Linked DNA regions of Homo sapiens: all the other regions are linked to region 3. Evidence: chromatin loops called from intact Hi-C (ENCODE). Cell type or tissue: endothelial cell of umbilical vein. All regions are shown on one strand.

Region 1 (8,000 bases), 200 kb after region 3:
TGAGATTGTGCCACTGCACTCCAGCCTGGGCAACAGAGGGAGACTGTGTCTCAAAAGAAAAAAACAAAAAAAAGAAATATAAGTATCTGTTGATTGAGAGGTAAAGTACAGAAAAGTTGTCACCATCAAATCTAATATGTTCTTCATAGTGGAAACTACCGATGTTTACTTACTGAAAAATCCAGTATTTGGAACAATATTCACCATTCTATAGATACTGTCTTACTGTGTAAAAATATTACAAGTCTAGGATCACAAAGTCTTCTATAGTTTTCTTGACAAATAAAATGGGCCATTGGTTAGTGCTCTTAAAATGGTCTATTCTTTTATTATTACTATTATTTAAGAGACAGAGTCTTATTCTGTTGCCCAGGCTGGAGTGCAGTGGTGTGATCATAGCTCACTGCAGCCTCAAATCCCTGGCCTCAAGCAATCCTCCAGCCTCAGCCTTCCAAGTAGCTAGGGCTACAGGTGCATGCCACCACACCCAGTTAATTTTCTTTACTTTTTTGTAGAGATGGGGTCTTGCTTTGCTGCCCAGGTGGGTCTCAAACTTCTGGCCTCAAGTGATCCTCCCGCCTTGGGCTCCCAGAGTGCTGGGATTACAGGCATGAGCCACTGCACCTGGCCTATTATTTGTCCTTCGTCCAAGTGTTCCGTGTGTGTGTGTGTGTGTGTGTACGCGCGCACATACATCCCTGCTGCCCTGTCTTCTAATGCCAGCTTCCCACTTTAATTGTTGCTCATTGCTTCTAACTTGCCTCACACATGTGACAGTCCAGTCACTTACTAGTGGCTTTCCCATCCATGTGTTTGCTTCTGGAATTATTGCTGTCAGAATGGCAAGCCTTGGGCACTAATGTGGTAGGCAGCTATCTGAGGGGTGATGGATGCCTGGAACTACTCCAGACACAGTGATGTCTGCAGGTCACTGTGCAGTTCCAATCAATGGGGACCTTCTCTAATGGGGAGATGGTCTTGTTGATTTGGCATTTTATTTATTTACTTTTTACAAATGTTCAAATAACAATAATGATTATTATGCTTATTGGTATTATTATTCCTGTGGCTAATCCAACCCTTGATGGTTGAGAATTAGCCATATTGTTATTTATAATCAGCATCAGGTGTTTGGCATGAATTCAGGAGACAGGGAGGTCTCTGAGGATGGATGAAGGCAGTCAGAGAAGCTCTCCTGGAAACTGGGGGCATCCAGGCTGAATCCTGAAAGATTTGTATGAGACCGGGGAGGAAGTGCCTAAGGCTCTGTGAAAATGTCTGGAAGAACCAGGTTTCCTTGCTAAAGGCATCTAGGGAAAAAGGTTGGAGAAAGAAGCCAGAATAAAAGTTGGGTCTCATGGCAGCATCATCCCTGAGGTCTGCAGTGGGGGTTGTTGGCTGCTTGGTGAAGAGGGATAAGTTGCTGCTCAATGCCCCAGAACTAGAGGCACTTGCTACTCTAGTAGTTTGGTAGTATGTGAATAAAACTCACTGGGGCCGGGCATGGTGGCTCACTCCTGTAACCTCAGCCCTTTGGGAGGCCAAAGACGGAAGGATCACTTTAAGCCAGGAGTTTAAGACCAGCCTGAGCAACATAATGAGACTCCATCTCAAAAAAAAAGAAAGAAAGTTTATTTGATTTTCAGTTCTAGAATTTGGAAAATGAAAATAAAAACTCACCAGAAACATCCATTCACTGTGAGCACCTCCATGGGCACCATCTGTCAAAGCACAGGCTTGAAACATTAACCTAAAAGGATGCCTTTGTCTGGCATATCTCTCTTCCAGATGCAATTGGTCTAGATTTAGTCCCAGAGTCTAGTCAGAGTTTTTGCACAGGGGGTTGGTAACCTGGTGAAAGTCAGTAACAGTTTGTTTTGTCCGGAAAGAAATGCCTTGGAAAGGTCAAGAGAGCCCCGGAGAGAAGAGACAAGCCCTCCTGGTCTGGCTCCAGCTTAGCTAGCATCTCCTCCTGCTGCATTAATCATGCTCATTCTCCTTTCTCCGGTGCCCTGTTTTCCTCTGGAATTCTTTTCTGCTTTTATTCCGGTTTGACTCGTTTCTCGAACTTCAACCTGTCCCTAAATTTGGACCTTTTCCTGTTTGTATTCTTGCTTTTTTATTTTTCCTAAATGATCCTGACTGCATGAAAGCTGGTTGATGGTGGGGTTTTCCTGTCAATATATTCTGAAGTTTTACTCTCTAGTGACTGAGGTTTTCCCTTTGTCTTTAAGCAAACCAGATTTCTAGGACTCAAGTGTTTCAGGCACAGGCTTTTTTTTTTTTTTCTTGTGAGACGGTGTCTTGCTCTGTCGCCAAGCTAGAGTGCAGTGGCGCAATCTCGGCTCACTGCAACCTCCGACTCCCTGGTTCAAGCGATTCTCCTGCCTCAGCCTTCCGAATAGCTGGGACTACAGGCATGTGCCACCACACCTGGCTAATTTTTGTATTTTTAGTAGAGACGGGGTTTCACCATGTTGGCCAGGATGGTCTTGATCTCTTGACCTCATGATCCTCCCATCTCAGCCTCGCAGAGTGCTGGGATTACAGGCGTGAGGCACCACACCCGGCCCAGGCACAGGCTTTTTAAACTCCTTCTTTGTCCCTGAGCTCATGATTTCACTGCAGATTTTCTTCTATCTGGACTCACAGTTGTAGAGCCCCAAGGCGATTGCTGTGCACACTATGAGTTTGAGAGCCCATGCTCCAGAGGTCAGGAGGGGAATGAGCCAGGGGAAGACGTGAGCGTCTGGGCAGAGATTAGCACTCTCTTTAAGAAGAGGGAGGGATGAGAATGTTTCTATTCTGCCCTTTCTTCTTGGCTTCTTGTGATTCTCTTGGCCCGTTCCCCCCACCAGAATTTTGCTCTGTGGCCTAGGCTGGAGTGCAGTGGTGAGACCATGGCTCACTGCAGCCTCCACCTCCCAGGCTCAAGCGATCCTCCCACCTCAGCCTCCCTAGTAGCTGGGAGGTGTGCAACACCATGCCTGGCTAATTTTTTATATTTTTTGTAAACACAGGGTCTTGCTATGTTGCCCAGGCTGGTCTCAAATTCCTGGGCTCAATTGATCCTCTCACTTTGGCCTCCTAAAGTGCTGGAACAATAGGTATGAGCCACCCCACCCTGCCTTTTTAATTTTTTTTTTGAGTCAAGCAAGGTGTTGCTTTGTTGCCCGAGCTGGAGCGCAGTGGTACAATCGTAGCTCACTGTAACCTGCAACTCCTGGGCCCAAACAATCTTTCTTCCTCAGCCTGTTGGGTAGCTGGGACCATAGGCAGGCCCAGCTAATTTTTAATTTTTTTGTAGAGACAAGGTCTCACTGTATTGCCCAGCTTAGTCTTGAACTCCTGGCCTCAAGCCATCCTCCTGCCTCAGCCTCCCAAAGTGCTGGGATTACAGACATGAGCCACTGTGCCCAGCCCCTGTTTTCTTTTTGAGTAGTTTTCTTTTTCTTTCTTTTGTGGCTGGTTCAATAAGAGGGTCTCCTTTTCCTAAGCAGGCAAAGGATTTTTTAAACCAGTTTGGAGCCCTAAGGAGGAGTCCCAGGGGAAAAAGAGAGGCTTACATTGATCTAGCCCAGTTCTCAAGGCATCAAAGCTTTTTAGTAATAAAGAGATTTGTGGAGGAAAGGGAAAATGATTTTTTTTATTGTTGGAACAAAAAACGGTCTGCTTAAACCCAATAATTTGTCTGTGTTTACCGCAACCATCTCTGTGGCTTACAAGAATGAGTTCATGACTGTCTGAATTCCACCAGGCAGTGGTGACAATAATTTATTTTTTAACCTTGTGGGAACTTCACATGGGCTGACTCCCCTTTGACCCCGCACCCATCACAAGATGATTTTTTCCTAGAAGTTGCCTCTGGGGCTGGGCTTCTGGAGATGAACCCCATTCTCTCTATGCTGGATAAACCAGGCTTCTGACATCCTTCCTGTGGAATATTTATAAAAATGAGCGCCAAGGAATTCAGCTGTGGTTTCTTGCAATGCCTGGTGTGGTGCCAGCTGTTGCCCAGTTCAGAGCCCTCTGTGCTTGAGTGAATTCTTTTCTGACTTTTTCCGGCGGTAAGAATACAAGGAAGTGCTGAGTAGACAACAGAGAGGAGATGAGAAGATGGAACTCAATAGCCTAAGACAAAAGACTTCCCAAAGCCACGCTTGTTAACCACTAACCAGCTGATAAACGAGGGGCTTTCCTCTGTAGTCTGGGATTGCAGGGCTGGAGCCTTCTGTGTTGGGGACCTCTCCCAGGCTGAGTCATTAAGAACCACACAGAGTGTCAACCCTCGAGTCTAAAGAATGACTCTGTAACCTTGTGAGTCATCTTTCATACAAATTGCACCTCGTCAGGCAAACCACAAGGGGAAATGCATGTTTGCCTTAATTCTACTCTGGTACATTCTAGCATAGGTGGGGTTTCCCCTCACTCTTTGAGGAAAATAAATGCAGAGATTGTCTCTGCCTGGAATGCTTGACATAGACCAAGTCATAGCCAAATCACTCACCCTGATGCCTTCGGTGAGTTATTCCAGTCTCCTAACTCTCCACCCAGCATGTCTTTTTCTGTGGAATTGGGTCTTTGTTAGTTCCATCCAACTTCGTGATGAATTTCAACCCATTTCTTATTTTCTCAGTTGTCCCTTTGTGGCAAGGCTGCTGTTCCCAAGCCTCCATATTTGTTCTTTTGTTTTTAATTTTTTTAAAGACAGGGTCTTCCTTGTTGCCCAGGCTGAAGTACAGTGATCCAAACATGGCTCACTGCAGCCTTAACCTCCTGGACTCAAGTGATCCTCCTGCCTTGGCCTCCCATGTAGCTGGGAGCACAGGAGCACACCTCCACGCTCAGCTAATTTGTTCAATTTTTTGTATAGACAGGGTTTCACTTTGTTGCAGACTGGTCTTGAACTCCTGGCCTCAAGCAGTCCTCCCACTTCAACCTTCCAAAGTGCCAGGATTACAGGTGGGAGCCACCATGCCTGGCCATCCCTATATTTGGATCTGATTTTAAATTTGAATTTAGAAAGTACTCATATTTACCAAAAATGATTCTTGCTTATAGACCAAATAATACAATTTTAGTCCTCCCAGAAAAATAAGAGCTTTGGAGAACCATTGCATAGAAATGACTTTATTCACTGAGTTTACGATGAATGGGAAAAATGCATTCTTTTATTGAGCACTTTTTATAAGAGGTTTAAAAAGATACTTTAACCACTGCCTGTAATCTGTAGTTGCTGATGTTGATGAGTATTTGAAAGGGAAAAAGCTCTTTGGAGGCAGCAGATTAATCACAGCAGAGTATCCAGTTTCATTCGTACGTGTGGTTGTCTTGTATTGTTTGCTATTTTCTTTCTCAGATTTTTCAGTAGAGACTTTGTCCTTTTTCAGAGAGAGTTCAAGTGGATGGCCTTGAGGACTTGAAAAGCTGAGATATGATGATTTTGAAGTCATTTCACATCGAAGCCATGATTTAAATATCGGCGTTAAGGTAAGTATTGAGGAAAGAAATATGACACTTTTGTGGTTAACACATTATTGGCTTTGCTTGCACTGTTAGAAGAGATTAAAGCACATTGTGAAGGGTGATTTTGTTTGAATCATGTTCAACAAACCAGAGCTCGAAGAAGATTAAAGCGGCCTCTGTGATGCGGTGTGGAACCATAGACATACAGGAGAGCTGAGCCACTGTGATGGTTGGAAATGTCTTCATTTTTCCTCGATGGTCATGTGTCCCAGTGTGCCCTTTATGAACTTCAGGAAAGAACAGGAAAGCTTACAGCTGTGGTTTTCTTTCTGAGCTGAGCCGTGGCTATTAGGGAGCTTTCGGGGAGTGTGAATTAGATAGGACCTTTACATAGGAGCAGAGCCAGCCAAAGGAGTGAGAACAGGAGCACCCTTCTGGAAACTGTGCTATTTGACCTGCCTCTCTGGAGCAGGAGTTCTCAAAGTGTGTTCCCTGGAACACAGCTCCCTACACCACTAATACAGTGGGGACCTGGGTCAGAGGATGGGTCTATGCCTAAGTGCGTTTGGAAAGCATTGGATTAAAGTTAAATGACCTTCTTCAAAACTAATGAGCTTTGTGAATCTTGATGGGTGTGAGTAGTGGGCAGTGCTCACCAGAGTTCCATGGAACTATTTTCTTGTGAGGCATCTTAAGACCAGTGTTCCATTTGTTCATTAAATATTGATTGCGCACCAGCCATGGATGGTGTTAGATGCTAGGGATGCAGCAAAAACTGAGGTTGACAGTGCTCATGTTTAGATAATAAATACATTAACAATTAAGGAAAGGTAATCATTGAGAGACACAATAGCAAATGTTTAAGAGCCTGGTATCTGCAGCTCAGTGGCTTGGGTTTTAATCCTGGGTTTGACACTTAATAAACTGCATGATCTTGGAAAAGACATGTAACCTCTCTTTCAATTTCCTTATGTGTAAGATGCTTATAATAGTATTCACTTTGTAGATACTATTATTGCAAGGACTAAAATTATGAATATGTGCTGGCAAATACCAAACTTTATATTAATACAAGTGTCATCAGAATATGTACATATATTAATAGTAATTGTTACCAAAACACCAGGGGTTCAATCTGGGTCCTGCTGCTCACTGCACAGAAAGCCAATGCCTGAGACAACAAGTGTTGCCAAGGAAGAAGGCTTTAATTGGGTGCTGCAGCCGAGGAGATGGGAGCTCAGTCTCAAATCCATCTCTCTGACTGACCAAAACTGGCTATATAGCAGGGAAGAAATGTAATCATGTGTGGGAAAACAGGAACTCAGAAGGGGCTTGGAAGCAATCATGTTGAATCAGCGTCCACATTTTATTGTCTGGATGTGATCTGGTGAGTTTCATTTCTTTGATACTTTTTTTGAGAGGCCTGAAGGTCATTTCCTGAGGAAGGATCTCAGATAAAACAAATATAAGTTTCAAATGTTAAGACCAGAAAGTTCAATTTCTATGTTTATTTATTCTTTTTTTTAAAAAAAAAAGCTATATGGGACTGTTGGGTTGGTTTCATAATGGCTGAGTACTTTGAAGGTTCTGTGGTTGCATGAATGGAGAAGATAGAGTGATGGGTGGGGACTTTAAAATAGGATGATCCAGGAATGCCCTGAAGTAGAGACTTGTAAGAATGAGAAATAGCAAGTTATGCGGGTGGCATAGAAAAAGCTTCCAGATTGAAAAGCAAAGGCAAAGAGGATGTCTTGTGCAGAGAAAGCATTTGACAAAATCGAATGCCTCTTCATGTTTTTAAAAAAAAAAAAAACACTCACACTCGGCCAGGCACGGTGGCTCACACCTGTAATACCAGCACTTTGGGAGGCCGAGGCAGGCAGATCATGAGGTCAGGAGATCGAGATCATCCTGGCCAACATGGTGAAACCCCATCTCTACTAAAAATACAAAAATTAGCTGGGCGTGGTGCCACATACCTGTAGTCCCAGCTACTCGGGAGGCTGAGGCAGGAGAAGCACCTGAACAGAAGTCTAAGGTTGCAGTGAGCCAAGATCATGCCACTGCACTCCAGTGACAGAGCAAAACTCCAAAAGAAACAGAAAAAAAAAAAAAAAACCCACACATACACACTCAACAGACTAGGAATAGAAGGGAACTTCTTCAACCTGAAAAAGACATCTATGAAGAACCCACAGCTAACATGACACTGAATGGTGAAGGGCTGAAAGCTTTTCTCCTAAGCTCAGAGACAAGACAAGGATATCCATTCTCACCACTTCTGTTCAGTATTTGTGAACAGTAAATTTTAGGTGCTGTGATGGTTAATATTAGGTGTCAACTTGATTGGACTAAGGGAGGCTTAGATGCCTGGTAAAGTATTTTTTCTGGGTGTGTCTCTGAGGGGCTTGCCAGAGGAGATTGACATTTGAGTTGGTGGAGTGGGAGAGGAAGACCCACCCTTGCTGTGGGTGGGCACCATCCAGTCAGCTGCCCAGCATGGCAAGAGCGAAGCAGTAGAAGAAGGTGGGATA
Region 2 (8,000 bases), 320 kb after region 3:
TGATGGGGGAGATGGGAGACAGAAGAGGGGAGTGTCGAAAGTGTAGATGCTGCTGCACAACTCAGAAGTGGCTGCATTCTGTGAGATCATTGCTACACAGCGCCCAGGACAGCGTGTTCACTGTTGGTGTCTGATTTAGGCGTCTCCTCATCCCTCTCTCATTTTCATTTCAGATGGCAGATAACCTCACCCAAATACATGTCATAGCCAACCTCAGGGATCCTGAAACCCTTACTTGGAGAAATGCTTTTCTAGATCACTCCTGCTTTAAATGTACTAAAGACAAAGTCAGGCCCTCCTGGTGAGGCTGGACTCACCCTGCTGAAAATCGCATGACTTCTGAATTGGGTCTCCATAAGTATTATGTCTTCAAAGCATAAAAAGAGAAATTCATAAACTTTCATTGCTGTGTTGACTGTGAAGAAGGAAAAAGATAAGAAAAGCATTTAAAAGGCTTATTATGTCCTAGGCATGATGCCTTCACATACTTTGTTTGTTTATTTATTTATTTATTTATTTATTTATTTATTAGAGGCCGAGTCTCACTCTGTCTCCCAGGCTGGAGTGCAGTGGTGCAATCATAGCTCACTGCAGCCTCAAACTCCTGGGCTCAAAGGATCCTACTGCCTCAGCCTCCTGAGTAGCTAGGTCTACAGACACATGCCACCATGCTTCACTAACTTTTTAATTTTTTAAATACAGACAGAGTCTTGCTATGTTGCTCAGGCTGGCTCGAACTCCTGGCCTCAAGGGATCCTCCTGCCTCAGCCTCCAAAAGGGCTGGGATTACAAGAGGCGTGAGCCACCACACCTGGCCTCTTTGTTTCTTATTACATACATTTGTATTTATTTTACAGATGTTCCTCAACTTAGAATGGGGTCGCATCCCAATAAATCCATCATAAGTTGAAAATATTGCAAGTCAGAAAAACAAAGGAAACATTAAGTCAAAAATTCACTTAATACACCCAACCTACCTTAGATATGCTCAGAACACTCACATTAGCTTGGATTTGGACAAAACCATCTGGCCATGCAGCACACTATGGAGATGGGTCGTTCCCCTCATGGTTGTATGGCTGGTGGCGATCTGGGAGCGGCGGCTCACTGCCTCTGCGAGCATCGCAGGGGAGCATCGCACCACACACCACCGGCCCAGGAGAAGAACAGAATTCACAATTCCAAGCACAGGCTCTCCTGAATGCCTATCACTTCCACAACATCTTAAAGTCAATAAATCTTACATTGAACCATTTTAAGTCGGAGACTGTCTATATACTCAGACTTTGAGTATTCACCACCCTGGTGGTAGTCCTTTGGTTTTTGGCTGGTTTCATATTTCAGGTGTAATAAGCAAATGGAGCCCAGTAAGTCCCCTGTGTCTGTGTGGGATTTCCATTTTATAAATGCTGAGCCAACATTCTTACACAAGCCCTTGATGGAGTTTGACGGTGATATTGATCAAATTTTATTCTTGTCAGTTAAGGTCATGTTCGAAAAGTTGTATTGCACTTCTTTTACAAAGCCCTCTGTTATACAGAAAGCATTCAGCCTAAACATAACCCTGTGAAGGCGGCAGATTCGTTATAGGAACTTGATGTCATTTCCAACAGCAGGCGTCTGCTGGCCCCTCTTGCCCTCTGCACACTGGACTGAGTTGCACTGCCTTCGTTCCTGGCTGCAGGCGATGCGCCAAACTCTTCCCATCAAATAAAAGTTGATGAATTGGACCCTTTATATTTGGAAATGAAATGACTTTACATACATCTTAACTTTTTATTTGCTGTGGGCAAAATTGATGTGATGCAGAGGATGGGGAGGTGGGGTGATAGTTTTAGGAGTAGCAAGGCTGAAGGATCTTACTGGAGAAACAGATCAGTCCAAGCCTAGACCGAGATAGAGGTCAGTGGTTACAGCAAGACGTACAATAGCGGTGCCAGGTACCTGCCTGTCCCCTCCAACCAAAACTCAAACCAAAATGATTTTAGAAAATTAAGTTGATTATAACTTTTATTTTCTTTTAGAAATTTCTTTTTGAGCTGCAATGTGTTTCCAGCCTGGTGTTGAAAAATTCTTGCAGATAGGCTCATAAAGTTTTGAGCTGGTAAACATTGTAACTAGCCTGTAGAATTTCCTTTTTTTCTTTCTACATTGTAAGAGGAGACAGGGCAGTAATCTGAGTGTTCCTCCTTTGACTTGCTTTATGTTGTTAAAACAAGGTTGTCCTTACCCATGATGTTTCTCTAAAATACCTTCAGCCTGGTATAATTACTCGTTCATATTCTGCTTGGCATCATACTCAGTCGTGTGTTGAGGAATGAATGTGTGGACTATATATTACCTAGCCTACCTGCGGTTTAAGGTTTTTAATGGCTATGTTGATTTATGATTCATTTTCGTCGTTCCTTAGCTCATTACTTGCACTTACTAGGAGCTCAATAAATATCAGCAGAATGGACCTGAATTAGTACTTGTAACTCTTGTGTTGGTCACATTATTCAGTGATAATTTTAAAAGGAAAATGTGTAATAGCAACTAAAAATGTGATCCCATTGACTTATTTTATTTTATTTTTATTTATTTTAATTATCTTCTTTATTTGAAATGTGTTGTTTTACATAGATGCTATTTTTATATTAGGCTATTTACCAACGTGCCACTGCAAAACTTATGGAAATTAAATTACCTTTTACTTTTAGTCAGCTGCTTACAAGAGAATTGCCTGGTATTTGTGGGCAGAGTGTGACTATAATAGACTCCGTTCTTTTTTTTTTTTTTTTTTTTGTGACAGAGTCGTGCTGTTATCGCCCGGGCTGGAGTGCAGTGGCATGATCTCGGCTCACTGCAACCTCCACCTCCCAGGTTCCAGCAACTCTCCTGCCTCAGCTTCCCGAGTAGCTGGAATTACTGGTGCCCACTACCACACCCGGCTAATTTTTTGTATTTTTAGTAGAGATGGGGTTTCACCATGTTGGCCAGGCTGGTCTTGGACTCCTAACCTCAGGTGATCCACCCACCCCGGCCTCCCAAAGTGCTGGGATTACAGGCGTGAGCCACTGCACCCGGCCAACAGACTCCTTTCTAATAATTTAAAATTACTTGGGAAAACACATGATTTGATGGCCTTAGATACATTTATTTTTACCTCTTGATTTTAGTAGTGAGCCACATGTCCTGGAAACTCCATGAAGTGAATATGAACTCTATAGCAAAATGTGCTTATACATTTTCAAAAGACAGAATTATTCTTTTTTTCCCTATAATATTCCTGTTTGTTTATTTTTTTAAGTTTTAATTTAGGTTCAGGGGTACATGTGCAGATTTGTTATGTAGGTAAATTGTCACAAGGCTTTGGTGTATTAAATATTTTGTCACCCAGGTAATAAGCACAGCAGCCCACAGGTTGTGTTTCCATCCCCGCCCTCCTGCCTCTCTCCTCCCTCAAGTGGGCCCTCATGTCTGCTGCTCCCTCTTTGTGACCATGTGTACTCCATGTTTAACTCCCACTTATAAGTGAGGATTATTCTTAATAAAAATCAGCCTTTAGGTTTTAAGTTATGGTAAAGTCTGTGTATATGTTGACGTTTTAATAGAGATTATCTGGTTTTGTTTTTTGTACACAATAGTACAGGGAAACCCAAACATGAGTGGTTTCTCCAGAAAGATTCCGAAGGGGACACACCTTCACTTATCAACTGGCCTTCCAGGTACCCGCACGCCGGCCCTCTGGGGCTTGTGTGCATGAGTGTTGCTTCCTCCTGCCTGACCACACATCAGCTAACACCCACTCTCCTCTTGCCTTCTTTAATACCAGTGCACTTGAAAATCACGTGGAAGTTACTTTCTAATCATTTGCTTTTCCCCTCCACATGCCCTAATCCATGCTAATAGTATCTCTCCTTCCCCCTCTTTTTCAATCTTTGTCAATCTTTCTTGATTGACAAACCTTTTACTTGACCTTTTGCTTTTCCCTTCTCACCAACTCACATAGGACTGGCCAGTGAGGGGCAGTAGTGAGCACCCAGCCAGGCCCTGGGCTCCTTTCCATAGCTGGACTCGCTAGCCGGCGTCCCATCTGCTCAGCTTCCCACTGCTCCCAGCCCTTCCAGCCTCCTTGCTTTCATATCTCCTCATCTCTAAACCAGTAGTTAATTTTCAACAGTTAAATTTAGGGCATGTGGTTTTAAAAGCAAACAAAACCCCCTATCATTTCATTTTTAAGACTGGGGGCAGGGAGAGGCGGAAGGAGTCAGAATGAGTAAGTCATGGAAGGACAAAGCTCCACACACAGAGTTTCTGACAGTCACTTTGTTCTTGGCTGAGGACAACATTCAGATTGTCTCTGATCAGGAGCACGCATTCCACAGGAGAACTGGAACCGCGCTTCAGTCTCCTTTTGATTAACAAACGTTTTAAGTATGAAAACCTCCAACACTGGCTCATCTCTGGGAAAAATAACAACTAAGAATGTTTTCTTTCCCTGAGTTGTTCATAGTTACCACCTCTATGTGCGTCTGTGTGGATTGTCCTTTAATGACACATATATAGATACACTGCCTCGTACGTTAAAAAAAATATATAGGAGTTTTTATCAAATTTAGCAGGGTGCACTTGTCATTAAATAAACTATTCTTTTCCATACAGTGCACATCATAAATAATTACTTTTGCCAATTAAGCTTAAGTAAACAGTCTAAATTCCTCTCCCCGCAAGAAATCCCTTTTCCCACTCCAAAAGCCCTCTTTGCTTTTTAAAGCTGAGCCCTAATCAGTTTTCCATTCTCAAGTAGTTGGAATTGTGTCTCCTTTCCCACTACATGGTACTTCAAAAACCAAAAATAAGAACTAGATAACACTATTAAACATTTACTCTTTGCTAAGCACTAAGCCACGTGCTTTGCAAATATCACATTACATTATGTCACTATTATTTCCATTTAAAAGGTAAAGCAACTGAGGCTTACTAAGGGCAGGTGAGTTGCCCAACACTACACAGCTCAACCTGACTGAGCCAGGATCTGAGCAGAGGTCTCTTCCAACCCCACAGCCAGAGCTCTTGGTTTCTTTGTTTTGCAGTAATGGAAAAAGGTCTGTAGCTTTTGAAAAGGATGTCAGTTTTGCTCTCAGATATTTGAATAACTTTAGAAACAACTGGAGCAATCTCTCTTTATTTTTATTTTATTTTTGTTTTTTAGGGACAGAGCCTCTCTCTGTTGCCTATGCTGGAGTGTAGCTGTACAATCATAGCTCACTGCAGCCTCAAACTCCTGGATTCAAGTGGGCCTCCTGCCTCAGCCTCCTAAGTAGCTGGGACTACAGGCACACGCCACTGCACCTAGATATTGTTTTTTACTTTTGTAGAGACAAGATCTCACTATGTTGCCCAAACTGGTCTCAAACTCCTGGCCTCAAATGATCCTCCTGCCCAGGCCTCCCAAAAGGTTGTGATCACAGGCATGAGCCCCAGGGCCCGGCCTCTCTTTTGGGATTCATTTTTAACTAAGAGCATAACAGCAGGACAGGGGGATGGTGGTGGGAAATGTTCACTTCATTAGTTCTGTCAGCAACTATCTTTTCTCTAACATTCTTTTGGTGCTAGAATTATTCATAATGATGCCCAGACTGGCCACATGCCTTCTGAATGAATGAATATACTCTGCATTGCATGAAAAAGCTTGTGAATGTCTAGTTGAGTGCTTTAAAAGAGAGGTGATTGTTGTATCTTGAACTAAATAAAAAGCATAAATAATCGTGAGTGCTCTTACATTTTCAGACGACAATGAAATTACAGCGTTTGGTCAATAGGTGTCTGTATGCCAGGAACCTTCCCCCACAGTCCGTGTTCTGGGCGTGTACATGAGGAAAGCTTACTGATTCAAGGGACCAGGCTCATTATGCCCTAATGCATGCTGGTGGTGGATATTAACGCATTTTTCTGTGGCTTCTGGGTATTTATTTAGTCAGAAGGGACCCATTCTCCCCCAGGATAGCATCTGACCCCTGCCAGCTTTTACAGGGGTAGAGTTAGTTTTGCACCTCCTGGGCATACATATGCAAATTGGAAACTCAACTCAGGATCATCTGACAAGTAGTTGACATTAGACACCAAAATGCTTTTTCACAAGTTATTCTCTCTCAGGTCAGTTTCCATTCACTGGTAATCTGTGATCTACGCATGCTTTCCTCCTGTGAGGCCGTTACTGCACTTTGCAACTTAAATCCTTTTTCTTTCTTAAAGAGTTAAAGTTAGAGAAAAATTGGTGAAAGAGGAAAGTGCTCGAAACAGCCCTGAACTCGCCTCAGAGTCCGTAACTCAGAGGAGACACCAGCCAGCGCCAGTCCATTACGTGTCATTTCAGTCTGAGCACTCAGCCTTTGATAGGGTCCCCAGCAAGGCAGCAGGCTCTACACGACAGCCAATCCGTGGCTATGTCCAACCCGCAGATACCGGTCACACCGCCAAGCTAGTGACGCCAGAAACCCCAGAAAATGCATCTGAGTGTAGCTGGGTAGCATCAGCCACCCAGAATGTCCCCAAACCTCCCAGCTTGACGGTTCTAGAAGGTGACGGAAGGGATAGCCCAGTTCTCCATGTCTGCGAGTCAAAAGCAGAAGAAGAAGAAGGGGAAGGAGAAGGAGAAGAAAAAGAAGAAGATGTGTGCTTCACTGAAGCTCTCGAGCAAAGCAAGAAAACCCTACTGGCTTTGGAGGGTGATGGGCTAGTGAGAAGCCCAGAAGATCCCTCTAGAAATGAGGACTTTGGTAAGCCTGCTGTGAGCACAGTCACCTTAGAGCATCAGAAGGAACTGGAAAACGTGGCACAACCCCCTCAAGCTCCGCACCAGCCCACTGAGAGGACAGGCAGGAGCGAGATGGTTCTCTACATTCAAAGTGAGCCTGTGTCCCAAGACGCCAAACCAACTGGTCACAACAGGGAAGCCTCGAAAAAGCGCAAGGTCCGTACCCGCTCTCTGTCAGATTTCACAGGCCCCCCTCAGCTCCAGGCCTTGAAGTATAAGGACCCAGCTTCCAGGAGAGAGCTGGAGCTGCCCAGCTCCAAGACCGAAGGGCCTTATGGGGAGATCAGCATGCTGGACACAAAAGTCTCTGTCGCCCAGCTCCGAAGTGCGTTCCTGGCATCTGCCAACGCCTGCAGGAGACCTGAACTGTAGGTGATGCTTCACACGCCCTCCAGCTGTGTCACTTGCACGTCCCTGGCAGAATGATTCACTCCTCGACCTGTGTTGTGTTCTGCATTGAATCATATTAGCTTAGCTCACAAGTGCGTGCAGGGCGACTATGCGGAAAATGGCTCAAAAACTACCACTCTGCTTCTGCCTACTAATGGGGAACTAGTGGATTGGGTGTCTGGAATGTCTCCTTCCTTACGTGCATGGTAGAGGCATGAAGAGGGGTTTGGTGGTGTCTGTCCCTTGACTCACGGAGATGCATAATCCTTTGCCATCTTCTCTTTCTCTGTCTTCGTTTGCCTTCCTTATACTCTCTGCCCTTTGATTCTCAAAGCAAATCACGGGTGGAGAGGTCGGCTGAAGGACCTGGCTTGCCCACCGGTGTGGAACGGGAGAGAGGGTCCCGGAAACCAAGACGCTATTTTTCTCCTGGTGAAAGTAGAAAAACTTCCGAGAGATTTAGAACCCAACCTATAACTTCAGCAGAACGAAAGGAATCGGATAGGTAGGCATGCGTATGCGCAGTTTCCTCATCCAGGAACGTGGCAATGACACAGGAGTTTTACCACACTGACGGTCTTGACGCTATTTATATAGGATGTTGGCGATTCCATAATTGTTCCATCTAACCTATAAGCGTTATTTATTTGGCTTATTTAAAAGTCTTTTTAAAGAATATTAGCCTTTACAGCGGTATTATGATACATACACAATTTTACATTGCATTCAGATGATAAGAAGTAAGAAACATTATTTTTCTTTATTTAATGGTTTTAATGTTTTTTACCCCTTGTTAAATTAGACTCCAGAT
Region 3 (8,000 bases):
TGGAGCATGGACCACAATTCTCAGAAGCGACTTCTAGAGAGGTAAACTATGTTCTTCCCATTCCTCAGATAGAGAAAGATCAAAGCATGTATATAAGTAATTTGCTTATTTTCAGACTATGTTACATAATTAAACTATATCCCAGGGCAGATCCTGCATGATAACTTTTGTGGGGGGAGTGGGGGACAGAGTCTCACTGTCATCTAGGCTTGAGTGCAGTGGTGCGATCTCTACTCACTGCAACCTCCACCTCCCGGGTTCAAGCGATTCTCATTCCTCAGCCTTCTGAGTAGCTGGAATTACAGGCGCGTGCCACCACGCCTGGCTATATAGTCACCTTTTATTAGGTGTAGGAAGTCATAACCTTATTGTTCCAGAAGACAGAAGTTGTCTTTTTTTACCTGAATTTCCCAAAGATTGCTTCTCAGAAACGACTGCTTTAATAGTCCCCAATTGGTGTGAATGGAATAGTTAATTAAAATTCTATGATGAAGTGCATTAGAATTTGCAATAAGCCTCTTGCCTTTTATTCACTCCAGATGACTGCCTTCTGACATCATTGTTTTTTTTCTTCTAGATGTTGGGTGTAATGCCAGCCATTGTTACAATAGGACATTGCATTTTATACCTGAGATCACTGACTGGTTGTCATCAGATAGAATCATGTAGTCCCCTGTTGTACAAACAGAACATTCTGATGACTATTCATTAAGTGAAATATAATGGAACACTTAAAGTGACCCCAAGATTAAACCCTTATTTGGGGTTTGTCTAATGACTAATGGTCACTACCACCAGTTTGGAGACATTACAACAAAACTCTGCTGCTGACAAAAATATTAACCATAAATGATGAGAAATTTTCAGTTGGGACCAAAAGAACATCTGGAGGCCATTAAAGCAGGAGAATTTTCCCTCTATGTCCTGATTGCCAAACTTAGAACCAACCACCCAGAAACTGTGGCCCTCATGCTAACTCAATGTTTATATTTCATTAAAAACGATTTCAAGGGTTTGCGTCTTGCACTTCATGGCCCAACTCCCATGCATACAGCTTTTCATCTCACTGAGCATGTCCTGGAGCAGACGAGCATTCCTCACCTCTTGGTTTCAGAAGAAGGAGCTTCTTGGGGAATAATTCCAGGTTCTTTTTTTGCATCTATAATCTAATCAAGAATCTGTAGGTCCTACCATCCTAGGATAAATGAGGAGAAGAAAACAAGGATGCAAGACCCAACAATAAAAATATTAGAATTTTAAAAATACTATACTAGAGTTTGCTTTTAAATACCTAGTAAAGCTACAATAAGTCATGAAATTGATGAATGGAAAGTTATATAATTTCAGCTGTATATTAGTTGCTTTTTGCTGCTATAACAAATCACCACAAACTTTGTGACTTAAGACAGATGTAGCCAGGCACGGTGGCTCATGCCTGTAATCCCAGCACTTTAGAAGGCTGAGGCAGGCGGATCACCTGAGGTCAGGCATTCAAGACCAGCCTGGCCAAGATGATGAAACCTCATCTCTACTATAAATACAAAAATTAGCTGGGCATGGTGGCACCTATAATTCCAGCTACTCGGGCGGCTAAGGCAGGAGAATCAGTGAGTCGAGATCACACCACTGCACTCCAGCCTGGGCAACAGAGCAAGACTCCATCTCAAAAAAGGAAAAAACAAAACAAGACGGATATATTACCTTACAGTTCTTGAAGTTAGAAGTCCAACACAGGTTGCACTGGACTAAAATCAGGGCATCAGCTGGGCTGCATTCCTTTCTGGAGGTTCTAGGGGGAAATCTATTTCTTTGTCTTTTAGCTCCTTGCAGCTGCTCCATTCCTTTGTTTATGGCCTATTCTCCATTTTCAAAGCCAGCAAAGTTGCATCTTTTTAACTTTTCTTCTGCAGGAATATCGCCTTCCAACTATGGCAAGAAAAGGTTGTCTGATTTTGAAGATTTGTGTGATTCATTTAGGCCCACTAAAATAATCCAAGATAATCTTCCCATCTCAAGATTCTTAATTTAATCACATCTGCAAAGTTCCTTACAAAAGCAACATATTCACAAATTGCAGGGATTAGGACGTGGACATCTTTGGGGGATCCATATTCTGCCTATCACAAGCTATTTCCAGACTCCAAGTAGTAAAGAGAGTTGAAATTCAAAAGCTCATCAGTCACCTTTTTTCACTGTCATTCCTTTTAGCATTGAGTTTTACCTTAGGAAATAGGACAGATGTTTTCAATACCTAAAACCTTAAACATAGAACAATTTTACAAATGTCATGAAACCAGAATGAATCTCTTGGCTGAAAGTTTTTCAATTTTCAAAGAACTAATTTTAATTTTACTAGTAAATTTGAAATGGATCCAGCTTGCCTGCTGTACTTTTATATGAGACACTAAATCACGGTTCTTTGGAAACGGCAACATTGAAAGCATAAACTGTCATTTTCCCAGAATGTGTGGAAGGGCGGATGTGGTTGATATAATGTGTTTCTTAACACATCTTTTCACCCTGAGCTCACTCCCACCATGTGTTTATATGCACTGCAGGGCATACAGCAGCCTTGGTCGGTGCACGTGTTCGCAAGTAGTTTCGCCTATTTCTCAAGCATATATTCCTACGGGTGCCTAGCAAATGCCTTAGCTGAGGACAAGGTGTCCAAGGAATAAGTACTTGCTGCTGTTTTCCAACACACACCACAATTTCGGCTGATTCTCAGCAAAGGGCATTTCTTCTACTCTGGGATCTGTGAATTTGCTCATGGTTTTTAACAACCTGCAGCCCGGCTCAAGTCATAGTCTGGATCCCAATTTGAAATTAGCTACATTTTATTAGTAAGTGTCCAGAAATGGCTTGGCGGGTCATTTTCTGTCTTGTAAAATGTGGTTCTTATTGGCAGTAACATGCTTTTTGGGCACTGACTCATGTTCTCTCTTCAAGCAAATGATTCCTTCAGGAGGCACACGCTATATCTAGGTTTGCTGTGTGCAACACATCAGATCCTGGCCATAGGGTGACTTAGCAAAGGTACAGGCAGTTTATTGCACACCTATGTACACTTCAGGTCCCGTGCTAAGAGTTTTAAGGGCATTATCTCATTTAACTTTACAAAACCCTGTAAGATAGAATCTGTTAATCATCCCATTTTCAGACGATGAAAGCAAGATTTAAAATGACTTGCACAACCTCATGAAACCGACATGCTTGGGCTGGACTATATTGAGACTAGGTGAGGTGAGTGAGCACTCAGTTTGGTGCAAAATGTAAAGGAAAGCCAAAAGGCTCAGTAAGCAAGGTAAAGGATATTTCAGTGCAATTTTTTAAAAATGCAAAATTAGTGAAAACATTCCATAGTAAAATATTAAAATGTGAAAAAAAGACAGACTCTGACCTTATACTGGGACTCAGCCTTAATCACCTGACTCTAATCCTGGCCCTGCTGAATCCTGTCCCTTCCCTGGCTGGAATTTGAACCCAAGGCTGGCTGAGGCTGAAGCCCATGTTTGTACCCACTACTCTATAGGATGCATCTGCCTCCTCTGCCAGCAGGGCAGCTGGGAGGTACTTAAAATGCTTTTCAACAATGATGACAGGCTGGGTGCAGTGGTTCATGCCTGTAATCCCAGCACTTTGGGAGGCCGAGGTGGGAGGATTATTTCAGGCCAGAAATTTGAGACCAGCCTGGGCAACATAGCAAGACCCAGTTTCTAAAAAAAAAAAAAAAAAAAAAAAATGTAATTAGCCAGGCACGGGGGCATGCACCAGTAGTCCCAGCTACTCAGGAGGCTGAGGTGGGAGGATACTTGGAGCTCAAGAGCTGGAGGCTCCAGTGAGCTCCACTGCACTCCAGCAGTGATTGCTCCACTGCACTCCAGCCTGGGCAACACAGCAAGACCCTGTCTCTAAAAGAAAACAAACAAAAAAAACAAAACCAAAAAAATAATGATGAAAACAGAGCTGATCCTCTCTGCTACCCATCCCTGTGAAAGGTACATTGCAGCAGGACTAAGAGTGGCATCAGTGATGGTGAGAAGTCATGTGAAGTAGCCTCTGATCCTTATATCAGCCAAGGAAACTCTTGGTAGAGTGAGTCCTAGTTTAGGGAGAGGGACTTTTCCCTGAGCAAATCAGTAGTAATCAGTCTGTGAGTAGATTTGCTTTAGTGCAAGTGCCGTGACTCAGTTCAGATGGACCCAGGGCCCCCTGGCAACTAAACTATTCCCGAGTGATTTTGTGACTTCTTCCTCCCTGCCCAGCTGGCCCCCTGCAGGTGGCACTGTGGACTCAAGGCCTCTGTTCCTCCTAAAATAGAAATTCCTTTGCACAAGTCGATTGGAAAGCCAGCGTCCTGTTTAACTTCTTGTCTCCTGCAATTTGAGCAGCTGTCGAGCCGCTGCCAAACAATGCCCACAGCTCTTTTGAGTGCATCTCTCACTGCAGCCCTGCCTGTCCAGCTTCCACGGCTGTGGAGGGGACGCACGAACCACACTTCTGTCAAAGAGGGTACTCCATAAAGTTGTCATTCCTCCTGCCTCTTTCTCCTTTCCCAGCCAGATCTGAACTTCATATTATATTACTTCTTGTAGCATCTTCTTGTATATCTCAGTTTAAACTTTTGGCCATAACTTCGGTACCCAAGCTTTAAAAAACATGTTGCTTTCCTTAAATGTCATCTTGAAATTGAGCAGGATGCTTTGCTCTGAGGAAGCCGTCCTTTTCCTGGGATCCACAGTGATATCTGTCTACCCTCTGAGCTCTCCCTGGGCTCAGGGTACTTGCTCTACTTCATGTTCAACTCAAAGTCACTTTCTCTGTTGGACATTTTAGTTGTTCCAGTTCACAAATGGATTGTGCAATTTTTTTTACTTTTTAAGAATTCTTGCTTTTTCTTCCTCTACTTTTTAAAAATTTTCTTTAGAGACTAGGTCTTGCAATATTTCCCAGGCTGGTCTTGAACTCCTGGCCTCAAGCGATCCTCCCACCTTAGCCTCCCAAAGTGCTGGGGTTACAGGTGTGAGCCACTGAGCCTGGATTTCCTCTTTCTTCTTAAGACACAAACATAATTTTCTCTATGTTTTCTTCTGCTAAGAGTATTAACAAATATATTCTTCCTTTATCAACAACAAATACATGTCTGTCACAGCCCAGGCTCCATATCATCTCATGGATTTTCCTTACTCTCTGAGAGTTCGGCTGAGACTCTTCCCAAAAATTCCTCTGAACTTAGCTATTTGCTCTAGTCAAGGGGGATCTGGGTAGTTGAAAAAAAGAATGTCTTAATCTGTCCTGGAGACAGCTGAGTTTAATAACAACAATCAAAAAGGAGAATATTCTTCTCTGAAGACAACTGAACAATCGTTCCAGCAAATACCATTATATTTTATTAAAAAATAAGACATGAAATGTAGGTAAGGAATGGAGGTACTCATATTTCCAGACTGCATTTTCAATTAGCGTTTTCTTTTTTTCTTCTTTTTTTTTTTTTTTTTTTGAGACAGAGTCTTGCTCTGTCACCCAGGCTGGAGTGCAGTGGCACAATCTCAGCTCACTGCAACCTCTGCCTTCCAGGTTCAAGCAATTGTCCTGTCTCAGCCTCCCAAGTAGCTGGGACTATAGGTGCATGCCACCACGTCCAGCTAAGTTTTATATTTTTAGTAGAGACAGGGTTTCACCATATTAGTCAGGCTGGTCTTGAACTCCTGCCTTGGCCTCCCAAAGTGCTGGGATTATAGGCATGAGCCACAGTGCCTGGCCTCAATTAGCATTTTCTGAAGACTACTTTATTGATGTTTCTAATGAAACAATAATAATACTCAAACAGAACATCTGAAAAACTCAGAAGAGCATTCTAAAAAAACAGTTACAAAACCAACCATCCAAGGTAACAACTGACAACATATGTTTTTTGGTTTTTTTTTTTTGAGACGGAGTCTTGCTCTGTCGCCTAGGCAGTGGTGCGATCTCGGCTCACTGCAAGCTCCGCCTCCCACATTTAAGCAATTCTCCTGCCTCAGCCTCCTGAGTAGCTGAAACTACAGGCACGTGACACCATACCCGGCTAATTTTTGTATTTTTAGTAGAGACTGGGTTTCACCATGTTGGCCAGGATGGTCTCGATCTCCTGACCTCGTGATCCACCTGCCTCGGCCTCCCGAAGTGCTGGGATTATAGGCGTGAGCCACCCCGCCCAGCCAACAACATATGTTTTAAAGTAAACTCTTTCAGTATTTTTCCCTACACATCTGAAAAATGTATGTATTTTTAATCTGAAATTAACTCTTACTTTTCCTACTACAGTATTTTCTGTTCTGGTTAACATGAACGTAAATGTAAGTTAATGATTACATTCTCTCATATGAATACACTTTCTCAAATATTTGCCAAGTTGCCTCCAAATTTTGCTGTCGTAAGCAATGCTTTCATGAACTTCCATATATACGTCTTTGAGCACAGTTTTTAATTCCTCTGGAATAAAGTCCTAAGAATCAAAATGCTGGCCAAATAAATATGCAGTTTATAAAGTTTTTAATAATATAGTAACAAGTTGTCCTAAAAAGAAAATTATGCTAATCAACACTTTCACACTATGGTGTAAAATCACCAGAGAAATGAGCCTTCCACCAAAGGAACCTCAGTTAAGAATGAGAAAATTTGGCCAGGCACAGTGGTTCATGGCTATAATCTTAGCACTTTGAGAGACCAAGGTGGGCAGACTACTTGAGCTCAGGAGTTTGAGACCAGCCTGGGCAACATGGTGAAACCCAGTCTCTACAAAAAATACAAAAAATTAGCCGGGTGTGGTGGCATGCACCTGTAGTCCCAGCTACTCAGGAGGCTGAGGCAGGAGAATCGCTTGAACCTGGGAGGTGGAGGTTGCAGTGAGCTGAGATTGTGCCACTGCACTCCAGCCTGGGTGACAGATTGAGACTCAGTCTCAAAAAAAAAAAAAAAAATTACCCAGGCATGGGGCATACGCCTGTGGTCCCAGCTACTTGGGAGGCTGAGGTGGGAGGATCACTTGAGCCCAGCAAAAGGTGGAGGCTTCAGTGAGCCGTGATCACACCACTGCACTCCAGCCTGGGCAACAGAGTGAGACCTTGCCTCAAAAAAAAAAAAAAAAAAAAAAAAGTCCAGGCACAGTGGCTCATGTTTGCAATCCCAGCACTTTAGGAGGCCAAGGCAGGAGGATCACCTGAAGTCAGGAGTTTGAGAACAGCCTTGCCAACATGGTGAAACCCCATCTCTACTAAAAATACAGAAACGTTATCCAGGCGTGGTGGTGCACGCCTGTAGTCTCAGCTACTCGGAAGGCTGAGACATGAGAATCACTTGAATCCAGGCGACAGAGGTTTCAGTGAGCCAAGATTGCGCCACTGCACTCCAGCCTGGGTGACAGAGCAAGACTGTGTCTCAGTTAAAAAAAAAAAGAAAGAGAGAGAGAGAGAAATTTTTTTCTGAGAGCATCAGAAGAAATTCATCAGTGAAAAGGATTATTGAGAAAGGCCATCTAATCTTTATCTTTATCCAGCCTTAGTGATTATACACCAGGATCCTCTGGTGAGCTTTTAAAACCCCCCACCCCTGGAGATTCTGATTTTATTAGTCTTGGGTGTGGCCTGAGCATGGTACTATCTTAGAGCTTCCCAGATAGTTTTAATGTCAGCCAAGGTTGAAAGCCACCAAGCAAAAGCATGTTTTAAGTGGAAGAAATTTCCAGAAGTTTGGTGAGGTTCAGGTGTGTGTCTGCTCAAGGGATGACCTGAACAAGTTCTTGTTTTTTCCCTTAATTCTTTGACTTTATGAAAAATATTTCTGAGAAAACTTTGACAATTTATAAACCTCTGAAAATAAATCATAAAAATGTCCAAGTTAGGTTCTTTTCGTGGTGTTCAGATGACCGAAAAATGAGAGACTTAGAGGCATCAGTAAGTTTGCAGTCAGAGAGAAGAAAGTCACACTGCAGGGATGGCTTCACAGTTGTAACTTGGCCA
Region 4 (8,000 bases), 270 kb after region 3:
CTGTGGGTTTGAACAAATATATAATGATAATATGTATTATTATACAGGTTGAGTATCTCTCATCCGAAATGGTTGGGACCTAGGAGTGTTTCAGATCTTAGAATTTTTTTTTATTTTGGAATATTTGCATGTACATAATGAGATATCTTGGGGACAGGACTGATGTCTAAACACCAAATTCTTTTATGTTTCATGTATACCTTATATACATGGCCTTAAGTTTATTTTACATAACATTTTAAATAGTTTTGTGTATGAAACAGAGTTTGTGTCCATTGAACAATCAGAAATCAAAAGTGTCATTGTCTCATGTCGAAGCTCAAAAACCTTGTGATTTTGGAGCTGAACCAATTTTGGATTTTCTGATTAGGGATGCTCAACCTGTAGTACACTACGGGGTATTTTCACCGCCTTGAAAACTCCACTGTGCTCCACCTATGTATTCCTCCCTCCCCTCCCAACCCCAGAGAACCACTGATCTGCTTACTGTCTCCATAGTTTTGCCAAGTTTCTTAGAACTGGGTATAAATTAAGAATAAAAGGGCATTTCTCAGTCTCTAAGGATAAGGGCTTGGGCGCAGTCCATTTAATGACATTATTTTCCTTATGAAAAATTATAGGATTGATTTATTGACTATTTCTTAACATGTGTATGGTGTTAAATATTCTTAATAAGTTTTGGCACATTGTCCAAAATATTACATTGTAAATTTGGGAAGTTCCATAGTTCTTTTACTTAGAAGGTTTGAATTAGAGGTGAATTGCCCGAGATTTGAGAAGGAGGCCGGGAGGCAGAGAGTGGAAGGCATTTGATGTATCTGGGTTTTGATAACCACCCTGTTCATGTTTTAGTGAAGACCATCTTTGGCTTCTAAGGACTTGAGTCTGACAGATAGGCAACTGGGGGGCCCATGTGTGGATTTCCCTTGGTCTGGAATCTTCCTGATGGGCAGATGGGGAGTGAGAAATGCTCTCGAGTCCACAGTTGAAATATTTGGGGATCTTTAGTGACACCAGCCTATATCCTTTATGTGAAGGTCCAGGAGTGAGTTTCAGGCACTTAACAGTTAACATCCAACTGTCCGCTACTGTCAGAGCCTGCAGAGGACTGTGGGACAGGCTGTGTCTTGTGTGTACTTTTATAATAGTGTAAAATGTTAATGAAGTATTGCGTTATAATATGATTTTACTATAAAATGACAGAATATCTCTTTTTTTTTCAACAAGTATTCTCTAACTCTACAAATATCAATGTGGCTGCTATCAAAAAATTTTAAACATAGCGCAGATTAGGGCCACAGTCTTCAAGGTAATATTTAAACCTGGATCACCATATTTGATAGCTTTCAATGTGACCTTGAATATCCAAAGTCCTGCTTCTGTTTAAAACTTCCCTACAACAATTTAATAAATTAGAATTTTAGAGACTTTTTTTCCTTTAAATTTAGAAAGTGAGTTGAAATTCAACCTATTTCCACCACCCTTTTGCTAGCCCTAAAGAATGAGATAGAACATTAGTCATTAGAATGAACTTTAATCTAGGCCTTGATCATGAAGGAAATATTTAGATGAATGATTTGAATTTTGTTTAGACTCAGTGTAATTTTAGTCACACAGATTTTGCTTGAAAATCAGCTAGGCTTCTTTTACCCCAAGAGAAGATTTTTACCTAACGAAGTTCACCTTGCATGTTTTAACATTGATTTTTTATGCTTACTTTACTGTTAATTTGGATCAAATATTGGGTCTGGAAAATGCTCCTCCCCTTCCTACGTAACTGTCAGAGTCCATGCAACGATGGACACCTTGACATTGAAACCTCCATTACGGAGGTCTCACTGTTAACTGGAAGAATCGCAGCTGCAAGAAACTGAACAGCACCTGGCGACTTAGGTAGAATTTGAAACAGAAATGAGAAACCAACATGTATTCAGCTTTTGTGAAATTGTGTGCTTCTAGAAGCTTCTTCTTGCCCCTTGCCTTGTGAAATATCGAAGAGGCTTTATTTTCTTATTCGGAAATAGGTAACATGTTGGAAAATAGAATATGCAAATATTACACTTAGATGCTTAAAAGCAGTGACATTGTTTCAGAGAAATCCCCTTTTTTCTTTCTTTCTATTTTTGAGAAAGAGTCTCACTCTGTTGCCCAGGCTGGAGTGCAGTGGCACCATCTTGCCTCACTGCAACCTCCGCCTCCCAGGTTCAAGCAATTCTCCCACCTCAGCCTCCCAAGCAGCTGGGATTATAGGCATATACCACCATTCCTGGCTAATTGTTTGTATTCTTAGTAGAGATGTGGTTTTCCTATGTTGGCCAGGCTGGTCTCGAACTCCTGACCTCAAGTGATCCATCTGCCTCAGCCTCCCAAAGTGCTGGGATTACAGGCATGAGCCACAGCACCCAGCCCAGAGAAACCTCTTTATGTCCCATGAGCATTAGAGCAGTACCCAGAACCATGTAAGGTACTAGCAGTGGTAAATGCCTGGCAGGCTCTTTGCTCATCTTCCTCCTAAGCCAGGAACAGGCATCAGCCCTCACCCAGAGCACTTGGATCTCCCCACGTGTGCTAAGATCCCTTCGCAGCATGGAGCTTCATGCAGCAAGGCCGATGACATAAGCTGGCATGAGTTCTGTCTGCTGCCCTGGTATATCCTATAGCACCTAATGTGCTGGAAGGACTCACGTATTTAGGAACATGATAGTTCTCAGGCTGTCAGTTTTTTAAAAAGGTGCAGGGTGCAGGGGAGGAGAATCTGGAAGTTACTATTGCTTTGTCAGAGGTGAGATTCTGAGTAAAATGTTCGCACAGTAGCAATGCTTATGTACAAAATTTTTACTATGGCACAGGATTGCATCAGGTTTTATAGAGAGAGCTATTACTTTTTTATAAGACTGCCTCACTTTTATAACTGTCAGTATATTAGCTTATAATACAGACAATTGAAAATAGCAAAAGCACTTTTATATAGCTGACAATAAAGCCTCTTAGTTTGGATTCCCTGGGTTTCAATGCCATGGCCCACAGTCATTTTACTCAACAGGTTCTTCTTGAGGGCATGGGGTAGAAAGTTCTGGACCTGCCTGGGAGGTCAAGGTGAGAATGACAGCCAAGGAGCTGAAGAGAGAAACCAGCAATGCAGAAGCACAGGTGTTCCCAGAGTATTTGAGATTTCATGCATGTAAACACATTTCACTTCACATATATTAAAAAAGAAGGCCAATAAGTGTGTGAAACATTAATCTTTATTTGGTTATTACTAGAACATAAGTTTGTGTGGGCAGGGAGTTTGTCTCACTGTATCCACAGCCCCAGAACCGGGCTTGGCCTCTTGGGTGCTCCATAAATATTTGTTCAGTGGATGAATGAAATAATTTGCTAACATTTAATTTCTTGCATGTCTTGGAGATATTAAAACTACTTTAAACAAAGATGTCCTTGCTTCAGGGTTTCTATTTGGAGTGTTTTGTAAAATTGGCTTTGGGAGATGCATTGATTCTTTTCTGCCACCAGGGGGAGGTATAGTGCAGTTCAGGAATCAAGTTTTTAAGTTTTTTCAAAGAGGGGTTAGTACTTCAACTGATACTCTTAGATGTGGATAACTGTGACTAAGTTAAATCAGCACTGCAGGATGAGGTTTAAAGGTATTTCAGCATATTTCAAGCTTAACACAAGCATGTGTCCGGGTTAAAAATAATATCCATAAATACAGCCTGATAATGTGCTTAAATATAAAACATATAAATAGGTTGCAAAAGATGACTGAATCTTTCATCATTTTATGATCACTTTCTGCCACCCAACCAGATGGCATATGTGATCTACTAGCCAGAAGGTGTAAAGTACATGTTAAAGTGAACAAATACTCTTTTTTTCTTCAGAACAGGAAAAGATCTGATAAAAATCTATCATTCTGTCCATGCGGTTGGCACCGTTTTAATGTCGGGGGAAAATGCAGTGGTTCTAGTTCTGCTTCGTAGACAGTGACTAAATATATACCGTCAAGGCTGAGTGTCAGGGGCTGGCTCAGTACAATCAAGCATGTGAATAGCTCTTTTGTGCTGGGAACCTGTTGGGCAGCCTTACTTAATTGGGGAGCCACGGGACAGGAGGTCTGGTAATATCTTTATTATTAAGGAGAGAGTCCCAGGGGCTGGAAGGGAGGAATTTTCCTTTACAACTTTTTTTTTTTTTTTTTTTTTTTTTTTTTTGAGACGGAGTCTTGCTCTGTTGCCAAGGCTGGAGAGCAGTGGCGCAATCTTGGCTCACTGCAACCTCCGCCTCCCAGGTTCAAGCAATTCTCTGCCTCAGCCTCCTGAGTAGCTGGGATTACAGGCACATGCCACCACACCTGGCTAATTTTTTGCATTTTTAGTAGAGACGGGGTTTCACCATCTTGGCCAGGCTGGTCTTCACTCCTGACCTCGTGATCCACCCACCTCAGCCTCCCAAAGTGCTGGGATTACAGGCGTGAGCCACCACGCCTGGCCAACAACATTATTTTTAGTGAGAACAAACTTAATTTTAGTTCAGTAGACATTGCCTATTATGTGGGAAATTAATGTATTCTTTTATTACTATCTTCAGTTTGCAGTTCCTGAGGTCTTGAGGTTTGGCCATATAAGAACATCCAGGTAGATCAAGGTCTCTCGGCAACTCCAGACCCCCTGTTCCAGGAGTCTTGATTGACAGAGCTTGCTGCAAGTCAGTAGCCAGCAGCTAAATTGTCTCACCTCGTTTTCTTTTCTTGCCTGGTCTCTGGGTGGAAGTTCCAATTAGGGCTCAAACAGCCCCCAAAGCCGGCAGCTGAAGAGGAAAGGGGGAATACGGTGGTGCTTCAGTGCCATCTAATTTGGCCTTAAACAGTAGGAAATTAGCTGCTTGTCATTAAAATAAACAAATGCCAGCCTGTTCCGTGCTGCATGCTGCAGGGGACTTGCAAGGGGACTGGTGAAGTCCCCACAGTTTCTGGGGTTTACAGGGGGCCCAGAGCCGCTCTCCTCCCCTCCAGATTCCCACCACACTGTTGGCCAGCTGTGGATCCTCTCCTCCTTTGCCTAAGTTAGAGGAGACAAAGGTGAGTGTGAGCTGAGTGCTTCAGTGTCGAGGCCGTGCGGGCGATGATGTGATAGGGCGGCATGGGGTTGGTGTTACTTAAAACTCCGTTTCCCAACGCTGCTTTCCACAGAGCTGGAGGACAGGCTTTTGGTGTCGAGTGTCTCACATCCTTGTTTTTTTTCCCTTTGGCATGAATATCTAGACAGGAATTTCTGATAAACTCCTGTGAACCGAAAAGTCACCGAGGCATCTCAATCCACTTAAAGGTTTATTTTGCCAACATTCAGGATGCTCCTGGGGAAAAAGGGACACAAGTCCCAGTGGGATGAATGTCCTGTGCTTTTTCCAAACTGGGTTTGGGTTTGAGGACTTCAGTATTTTAAGGACAAGGAATAAAAGGGGGGGTGGGGGAGGTAGGAAGTGAGGCAAGTGGTCACATTCTTGTGAGGCTCTGATGAGCATTCTGTGAATCTACATTTTACATGTGAAAACAAAGGAGGGGGAAGTCAGTTACGCATTTATCTCTTGCACAGTAAATCTACATTTTACATAAGGTACCCTAAGCCTGTGAGGTCACAGCTATCTTTCTGGGGACAAAAGGCAGGCAGCTTTTGTGTGACTCGGTTCCTAAGCTTCACTTTCCGTTTGGCATAGTGAGTTTGGGGTTCCCAAGGTTCTATTTTCCTTTCACGCTCTGTCAGAGAATTTCCTAGGGACTATTTTGGTTTGGTAAATGCTGAATTAGTGTAAATTAAAAATCAATCGCTATTTACATCCCCAACATAATGGCCCTTAATAGGCAACCATTTTTCATGAGTCTTGTTTCAGACATCCCAGACTCCATTTCCCAGAGAAGCAGAGAATGAATGGGTGCTGTATGTTCACTGCTGGGTGTCCAAGAAACTGCACAGGAAGTGTCTTAACGTGAAGAGAGTCCGCACTGGACACCGGCACAAAGGGCAGAGTGAAGGGACGAAGTGTCAGATGCGTCTCTGCCACCAGCACACGTTTCAGCGGTGCTAGATTTGACTAGGCACAGGACTCTAAACTGGTGGTTTGCTGACTATTAACCTCCACGGTATTGCTATCTCATGCTCCTTGACCCCTTCCTAATTTTGCTGTGGTTCGGCAGCTCCAGTCCACTGTTGAAATGCTGGTAGATTTCAAAACTCCGTTGGGACATATTAAATTCTGGTGAGCCAGTGGGTGGGATGCCTTCTGAATGACAAAGGGGCCCCGTGGCTAAAAGCTGAAGGAAATTCATGCAATGATGAATGTGCTGCAATTAATCACCAGAGATCTGTTCTTTTCCTTGTATGCGTAGTACAGTGCAGGGGCCAGGGTGGGGGAGAGTCTCTGAGTCCAGATCTTCATAGAATTAAAAATAATGAATATTTGTAATCAGGCATCGCTTGACCAACAACTCCGCCTCCTTAGCTGGAAATACAGACGTCCACTTTTCGCTGGTGTGTAATCATTTTCTGGAATGCTAAGAATTGTTCCCCTGACCTATGGCTTCTTTTTAAGCATCCGGGATATGCAGTCAATTTGCAGGTTGCTGTTTTGAAGTCAGGGAGTCTCGGAGATTGAATATATGCCACCTAAGTTCCTGCAAGATGGACTTTCTGGGAGTCCTCTGATGAGGTTGGGAGAAGGCAAAGAGGAGACGTTTCCATGTAAAGGCTGAGCAAGCTCCAGGCCACTGCAGAAGTTCAGCTTTCTTCAGCTCTGTAAGCTGGACCCTGTGGCTGGAGTCTGGCCAACTGCAGGGACAAGTTTCTATTATTATGTAAATGGAGTCCCAGTGCGGCCTTGGAAGAGTTTTTGGCACAGGGTAACCCTTTGTCTGCCAAAAGGTAGCCTCTCCCTTTGCTTCAAGCCCAGAGCGTGCATTGTGCAGTGGTGACCTGTAAGCCACCCGTCAACCTGCAGATTGCCTTATTAGGCAGACTGCGGAGGCTGGTGGCTGGGGACTGGCTGGCAGAGGCGGTGGCAGTGAGCTTGTGTCCTGTACGAAGCCGGAGAACCCGAGCCCCGGAGACGTGGCCTAGTACTGTTCTATTAATGATAGTGCTCTGTGATGACAGGAATATGCACTCTCCTTGGCAGGCATACTTTATGGGTTGGTTGGAGAACAGGAGGTTTGCAGGGGGAGGTGACTGTCCGAAGGACAGAATGGTACGAGGCTTTCTTCACTGCGTAGCTTGTGTGTTCAGTTCTGTATCAGGGCTTATTCTACGGAGTATGGACTTTATCGGGAAAATTTGTTTTTAACTTTTAAGTTCAAGAGTACATGTGCAGATTTGTTATATAGGTAAACATGTGTTATGGGGGTTTGTTGTAGAGATTATTTCATCACCCAGGTACTAAGCTTAGTACCCATTAGTTATTTTTCATAATCTTCTCCCTCCTCCCACCCTCCACCCTGCGAAAGGCCCCAGTGTGTGTTGTTCCCTTCTATGTGTCCATGTGTTCTCATCATTTAGCTTCCACTTATAAGTGAGAACAAGTAGTATTTGGTTTTTCTGTTCCTACGTTAGTTTTCCAAGGATGGTAGCCTCCTGCTTCATCCATGTCCCTGCAGAGGACATAGTTTCGTTCTTTTTTATGGCTGCGTAGTATTCCATATTAGGAAATGTGGAATGTTTTCCTTTTAATGCAAGATGTTTTGTGGACTCTCAGAATCTTGTTTATGTTTTATAGTAAACTTTTTTGAATGGTGAGGTCATGTGTATAGTAGGGAGGAAATATAACTAGATAGTCAGGTGGTACAATGGAAATGGCAGAGTTTTAGGAGCCAAGGGACCTGCGTTCCACGGCTGCCACAAGTGAGCTAAGTGGAATAAGTCACTTGCATTAGGGAGGTGATTTCCCCAAGGACAGAATGGTATAGCTCATGTATCTAGGGCTTAGTGGGCAATCACTAGTGATCACTAGTGAAT

Evidence for each region. A loop is a pair of places that touch in the nucleus more often than their neighbours do. Peaks named below come from ENCODE experiments on the same cell type or tissue, not always from the same donor. Only the 100,000 strongest peaks of a DNase experiment are listed, where the experiment ranks them.
Region 1: a loop joins it to region 3, with 6 times the contacts of the local background. A loop is called at or near these places in 13 of 110 quality-filtered maps.
Region 2: it touches region 3 in a loop (4-fold over the local background); 7 of 110 quality-filtered maps call a loop at or near these places.
Region 4: a loop joins it to region 3, with 7 times the contacts of the local background. A loop is called at or near these places in 9 of 110 quality-filtered maps.

The regions. Positions count from the first base shown.
Region 1 is chr10:29,655,459-29,663,458 of GRCh38, reverse strand. It overlaps a transcript of SVIL not described here. Among named protein-coding and RNA genes, the nearest start is that of SVIL, 24 kb to the right of the region's middle. RefSeq lists an enhancer at 3,724-4,923. In endothelial cell of umbilical vein, no CTCF peak of the experiment used is centred here; DNase peaks (open chromatin) are centred at 4,208 and 6,818; H3K27ac peaks cover 3,767 bases.
Region 2 is chr10:29,531,696-29,539,695 of GRCh38, reverse strand. It overlaps SVIL (supervillin), which reads left to right. Exons shown (of 38, transcript NM_021738.3): 7 at 3,627-3,707; 8 at 6,238-7,167; 9 at 7,524-7,694. Among named protein-coding and RNA genes, the nearest start is that of MIR604, 9.4 kb to the left of the region's middle. RefSeq lists enhancers at 585-1,084, 1,085-1,586. In endothelial cell of umbilical vein, a CTCF peak has its summit at 3,997; a DNase peak (open chromatin) is centred at 4,115; H3K27ac peaks cover 1,127 bases.
Region 3 is chr10:29,854,913-29,862,912 of GRCh38, reverse strand. It overlaps LOC107984173 (a long non-coding RNA gene), which reads right to left and starts at 1,896. Exons shown (of 3, transcript XR_001747288.1): 1 at 1,702-1,896; 2 at 1,102-1,195; 3 at 415-673. LOC124902402 (a long non-coding RNA gene) reads left to right here. Exons shown (of 2, transcript XR_007062100.1): 1 at 1-41; 2 at 578-1,013. RefSeq lists an enhancer at 200-1,399. In endothelial cell of umbilical vein, a CTCF peak has its summit at 4,268 (motif pointing right); DNase peaks (open chromatin) are centred at 582 and 4,292; H3K27ac peaks cover 347 bases.
Region 4 is chr10:29,586,377-29,594,376 of GRCh38, reverse strand. The region is part of intron 1 of SVIL (supervillin); the gene reads left to right. Among named protein-coding and RNA genes, the nearest start is that of MIR938, 12 kb to the left of the region's middle. In endothelial cell of umbilical vein, a CTCF peak has its summit at 3,503 (motif pointing right); DNase peaks (open chromatin) are centred at 3,816 and 3,946; H3K27ac peaks cover 1,726 bases.